2 separate regions of the Homo sapiens genome follow, and region 2 is linked to region 1. Evidence: chromatin loops called from intact Hi-C (ENCODE). Cell type or tissue: B cell. All regions are shown on one strand. Each heading gives the region's core, and the rest is flanking DNA. Links, peaks and the distances in the headings are about the cores only.

Region 1 (2,915 bases), core at 88-2,587:
ATTAAAACGTACTGGCTAAATAATGCTGCCATTGAAAGAAGCAAAGGATGGAAGCACGTCTAACTTCCCTGTAAGTAGGCTTTCTTGTTGAACATTAAAACTCCCACAAATTCCCCTGTGGCTTCATCATAGACTCTGTGGTGACCACTACCTATGGACCACTGTTATGAGACCACTGTCTCATAAAGTGACTTTCTAAAGGCCTCAGATGGTCATCTTCAGAGCGTGGAGGAACAGGGGCCTGGGGCTGAGAAAACTTGATTGGTTTCAGCCTCAAGAAATCAGTACCAGCCCAGGTAATGTTGGGCTTTGGGTCTCTCCCTGTGCCTCCTTTGATAGTTTGGTGTCTTGAGGCACAAGGCAAGGGGACCTCTCCTTCCTCCAGCATCTTGTCACCTAAGAGATTATTTTCCTTTGGTGACACATTCCCACAGTCATAGGTCAATTTTTTTTTGTGAAACAAATCAGCAAAAAAAATCATCATGGGTCTTGCCATAAATCCTCAAGAGCATGTAGTGGGGTGGCGGGTGACTCTGAAAGTATGAAGGCATGAGGTTTTTATTCCTGGTGTTTCTCTCTACCCTCGTCCCCTCCTCCATTCTGGCTGCTGTGTGCATTTTGTTCTCATTGCCTCGGGAGAGGCAGCAACTCGGAGAGAAGAGAATGTCAGCTCTTGGCCTTGGAGTTGCAAAATCTTAGGCCTGCGGGGAGGAGAAGGACTGATGGGCATCAGTGACGGAAGTGGGGAGGAGAGCTGGGAACAAGATGAATTTCTGGGCCTGGAGATGGCAAGGTTTCTTCTGGGTGGGGAAGGAAGAGAGATGGAGGGGACACAATAAAGGAGAGAGGTCCTGCGGCCATGTGGGCTGGAGGAAACTCAGTTTCCAGGTACTGCCCAGCCCCTCCTGGAGAGGGGACTTGGGTCACCCACCAACAATGCCCAAGGGCTCTCAGTCAGCACCTCCACACCCTCCAGCTTATTACTGCGTTACCATACAGCATCAACACATGGGAGTTGCAAAGGTGGTCCTTTCTGTGGACAGCTGGTGGGACCTCCTAGCTCAGAGGGGAACCTCCAGCCATGTCCCGAGTGCTTGTCTGGCACCTTCGACTTCTCCCTCATGGATGTTCCTGTTTCAGCATCGCAGGCCATCTGCAAACTGTGGAGATGGGGTGGGGGCCTGGACACCTGCTGGGGTAGCAGTGATAGAAAGGACAAGAGGACAGGGTCCCTCAGCACTTCTACCTCCTTGAACCTGCCAGAGTCCACCTGCGGAGGTGGGGCGATGGTGAGCCGCAGCCCCCAGGAGCCCTTTAACTACAGAAGCTCATGGCGTGCAGAGGGAGGCAAAAGATGGGCCATGGAGTCACGCGAATCTGAGGACTGGCTCCAACTCCACCTTTGTCTCCCTCTTCGGAAAGCTGAACAGGGTGCAACGTGAGAAGGCGATCTTCCTTCCTGCCTTGCAGGCACTCTGGGGACGCTGCTTGTTTGCTCTGCTCTGCCAACTCTCCCCTGGGGACTCTCCTCCCCAGCCAGGCTGCCCTGGAGGGTGGAGTCTCCCCGCTGTCCTCCTGCTCCACCCCTCAGTCCACAGACCTTTTCATTTAAAGAGTTCATTGCTACAGGAAACAGATGGTAGTCACAAAAATAATAAACAGAGAGAATTTCAAAGGTTCCGGAAGCTCAGAGTCATGGTCTCAGGCCCGTCGTTAAAGACTTCCTTCTGAGATGGGGCCTGAGAATGACTGCAAACACTGTTGTTTCAGCCACTGGGATGGCCGGGCAGGGAACTGCAGTGCTGAGAGCTGTCAGCCCCTGGACTAGTGTGTAACCCTCACAGTCGTCTTGCAATGGGAGGGTGTCATGACCCCCACTTTACAGATGTAAAAACTGAGTTCAGAGAGCAGGATTGGCTGCATGATTTAGGACATTCAGTGTAAAATAAAAATGTGGGGTCTTTGGTTTAAAAATTAAGAACTTCAAGACTGAAACCACAGCAGACTGTTAAACCAAGTGAGGTGTCCTTCTGATCACAGGCCCTGAGTGACTGCCTGGGACACAGGCTTGTGAAGTCAGCCCTGTCAGAGATTAGGTAACTAGCCCAAGGACACCAGCTAGTGAGAGGCAACCGCGGCTTCCATGCAACGTCTAGGACAGCCTTCAATTGAATTTTGCTATCTTCCTGGTCTTTACCTGTGGACACCCCCATCCCTCCCTCCCACCCGCCATGGCTTGGCTGTCGGCATTATTTTTATAACTTAAAAAGAATCGTTAAAAAGTAAAGCATGACTTTAAGACGCCAACACTACACAAATCCTGATGTTGCTCCCAGAAGCCCTTTGGCTTTTGCTAAAACGGAGGCGGAAGAGGTGATTGGGCATTGCCCCACCTCCTCCTCCATTCAATTAACTTGACAAGGAAACATTTTTGAGACAGATGATTCTCATTTTTAATGCAGTTTGAAAGTCCCTAGGGGCAGGAAGACACTCGGGCTTGCCTACTTCAGGAAGTGGTGTCTTCCCTCCAATTTATACGGACTTTATTTTAAGAGACCTCAGCTGGCTCAGTCCACATTGATAAGCTTCCCCAATGGGATATGCATAATATAGGGCTTACAGTACACATTCAACACAATATCTTAATACATGTTTATACGAATATATATTTGTATTTTATGCTATTATCACAGTGGTTCTTAGAGGAGAGAATGACTTTACCCCTTAGGGGAACATTTAGCAATGTCTGGAAGACATTTCTGCTGTCACAGCTAAGAAGCAGCTGCTATTGGCTTCTAGTGGGTGGGGTTTGGGGGTGCTGCTAGACATCCTACCATGCACAGGGCAGCCCCCCACAACAGAGAAGTATCCAGCCCAAAATGTCAGTGCTGAGGCTGAGAAGCCACAACAAGCAA
Region 2 (2,915 bases), core at 167-2,666, 67 kb before region 1:
CTGTTTTTTTTGTTTGTTTGTTTGTTTTGTATCTCCCTCATTTAGACCAAAGTCTGACATTCTGAAAGATCCTCCTAGTGAAGCAAACAGCATACAGTCTGCAAATGCTACAACAAAGACCAGCGAAACAAATCACACCTCAAGGTACTTGGAAACTAGAATGACATACTAAATCACTGCTCTGATTTACTTAATCGTAATCATGAATCCAGGGTGGTTTTGTGCCTTGGGTTTGTAGGCTAAGAAGGTGAAGAGCTAAGTATGGGTGGGGCTGGTGACTTTTTCTCTTTTTTAAATACTGTGGCCAGAACAGGAAACAGATAATAGTAATTTTACATTGGTCCCAAGCTTTGCTATCCGTGCTTGTTGGATTATTGCTAAAACTGAGTAGCACACTCTGTAGTCGGCTTTGGCATGTGTGGTAGGCAGTTCGGATTCATTGCCACAGTGTCATGAAGTCTTGTGCGTATTGATGATATTCTGCCAGAAGCTGTTTTTGATCCATAACTTACTTAATTGGCTCTTCCCCTGTGGTGTTGCTTCTAGGCCCCGGCTGAAAAACGTGGACAGGAGCACTGCACAGCAGTTGGCAGTAACTGTGGGCAACGTCACCGTCATTATCACAGACTTTAAGGAAAAGACTCGCTCCTCATCGACATCCTCATCCACAGTGACCTCCAGTGCAGGGTCAGAACAGCAGAACCAGAGCAGCTCGGGGTCAGAGAGCACAGACAAGGGCTCCTCCCGTTCCTCCACGCCAAAGGGCGACATGTCAGCAGTCAATGATGAATCTTTCTGAAATTGCACATGGAATTGTGAAAACTATGAATCAGGGTATGAAATTCAAAACCTCCACCTGCCCATGCTGCTTGCATCCCTGGAGAATCTTCTGTGGACATCGACCTCTTAGTGATGCTGCCAGGATAATTTCTGCTTGCCATGGGCATCTGGCCACCAAGGAATTTCGCACCCTGACGATTACTCTTGACACTTTTATGTATTCCATTGTTTTATATGATTTTCCTAACAATCATTTATAATTGGATGTGCTCCTGAATCTACTTTTTATAAAAAAAAAAAAATCTGCTGTGCACAATTTTCCATGTACATTACAACTGGTTTTTTGTTTTTGTTTTGTTGCCGGTGGGGAGGGCTGGGAGGGGGAGGGAACTTTTATTTATTGTGTTCACAAACTCCATCCTTTCAGCATATCCTTTTAAGTTTAGTTCTTTCTTCCAGTTATACTATGTACTATCAGTTTTGATATAACTATATATATATAAATATAAAATTATATATAAAGGGTTATTTGAAACCAATCCATGGCAACGCTGGTGCTTGATACACTGTGAAGTGAATACAACATTGAACAGTTACAGATCTGGGACAGTCCCTTCTATGAAAGTGCTGAAATTTAATTAAAATCAGTCTTATATGAAGTATGTTCCAATCCATGTGGGAACTTGACTCTCTCATCTGTCTAAAGAGTACTGGACGATATAAAAATATATATTTTTTAAACAATGTGATCTCAAATTTAAAGACTGCTCCAGATAGCCTGCATTTGCAATGGAATAACTGACAAATCACAAGTGGTTTAGTTGGGCAGGGCTTTGATCATTCAAAAGTAACTAAAGTAGCTCCAGAATGCCAAGTATTCGTGTAAATTACGGTTACATGTTATCATTTGCTGTTCTTACATAAGCACTCATGAAAATATGGTATTCTGTAACTTGAATTCCATCCATTTTCCAGACCTCTACTCATGTCTGAGGTAAATCTAGAAATTGTCTTAGTTTTAGGATTGAAACAGTCTATAAACTGTATTTTTGGTCCATCCAGGAAGCTAGTCCCTTGTTTCTCCTTTCTACATGACATTGCAGTGGTGGTTTCTGTAATTAAAATTTGTTTGCCTCATGTCCCTTTGTCTGATAAACCTTCACTCTACCGATTCAGTTGTGAGCATTCTTTTTTTCCTTCTCAAAACCTACTATGATTTGTTTTACTGAACAAAGGTTATCAACCACACATCCAGTCCTGACATGGAGCTTTTCAGTGTTTGGAGACATTTCTCAATCCCCTGCTGTGGTAGGAACTCCAGTGGTGAACGGCTTGCGCGCCTGCAGCCAGAGTTGCAGGGAAAGCTCGTACTTACTGCGAGCAGCATGTAATCTTTTTTCTTCCTGGACATAAAGATAGCTTGAGTAAACTGTTCTATTTCATTCTCTTCACTCTTTTTACTGTCTTGCAAAAAAAAAAAAAAAAAAAATAATCAAAGACCACTAATAAGATTCCACCTCTCCTTATTAAAATAATTTTTTAAAATTTTGTTTTGCTTTTGTTTGGATGTGGGGTCTCTCTTCTATTTGACTTTTACATTTAGATACAGAGTTTGTAGTACTTCAGAGACATTTCAAGCATGAGAATTTGAGGTTACCTCTCTTTATTTGACCTTTAGGGACTCACGGGAGGGCAGCCTGATTTGTAATGAAGCACCACATTTTGGTGTTAAAAACCTGGTTTGCTTAATAATAGCAGTAATTTCTGTCTGTGGAGGCAACAAATAAAAAAATTAACAGCTTGAATTGAGTAGCCAACAGGAAAGGTTCCTTTCACATTTACATTAAAACTATTCTGTAGTCACTAATGTACCATAATTTAAATTCTTTTCTCAAAGGTATAGATTATAAAGCAGTGCCATTTGTTGCTGTGGTCCTATTCTCAAATGCATGGACAATGTTCCCCCCTTTTTAAAATAATGCTTGTGTCTGGGATGCAAGCTTTGCTTATCTTTTTAAATACATTTTTAAAGTATTTATTAATGAACCAAAGGAAATCAGATGCTTTCTATAAGCATCAGAATATATAATACATAGTGATTTGACTATGAATTTTAAATCCACATTTTAATATTG

What was found. A loop is a pair of places that touch in the nucleus more often than their neighbours do. Peaks named below come from ENCODE experiments on the same cell type or tissue, not always from the same donor. Only the 100,000 strongest peaks of a DNase experiment are listed, where the experiment ranks them.
Region 2: a loop joins it to region 1, with 2.4 times the contacts of the local background. A loop is called at or near these places in 3 of 110 quality-filtered maps.

What each region holds. Positions count from the first base shown.
Region 1 is chr3:72,309,394-72,312,308 of GRCh38, reverse strand. No RefSeq gene overlaps it. Among named protein-coding and RNA genes, the nearest start is that of RYBP, 140 kb to the left of the region's middle. RefSeq lists enhancers at 1,294-1,473, 1,654-1,963. In B cell, for the core only: no CTCF peak of the experiment used is centred there; DNase peaks (open chromatin) are centred at 1,578 and 2,448; H3K4me3 peaks cover 1,277 bases; H3K27ac peaks cover 1,975 bases.
Region 2 is chr3:72,376,269-72,379,183 of GRCh38, reverse strand. It overlaps RYBP (RING1 and YY1 binding protein), which reads left to right. Exons shown (of 4, transcript NM_012234.7): 3 at 46-144; 4 at 547-2,915. The coding sequence ends at 799. Among named protein-coding and RNA genes, the nearest start is that of RYBP, 69 kb to the left of the region's middle. In B cell, for the core only: no CTCF peak of the experiment used is centred there; no DNase peak of the experiment used is centred there.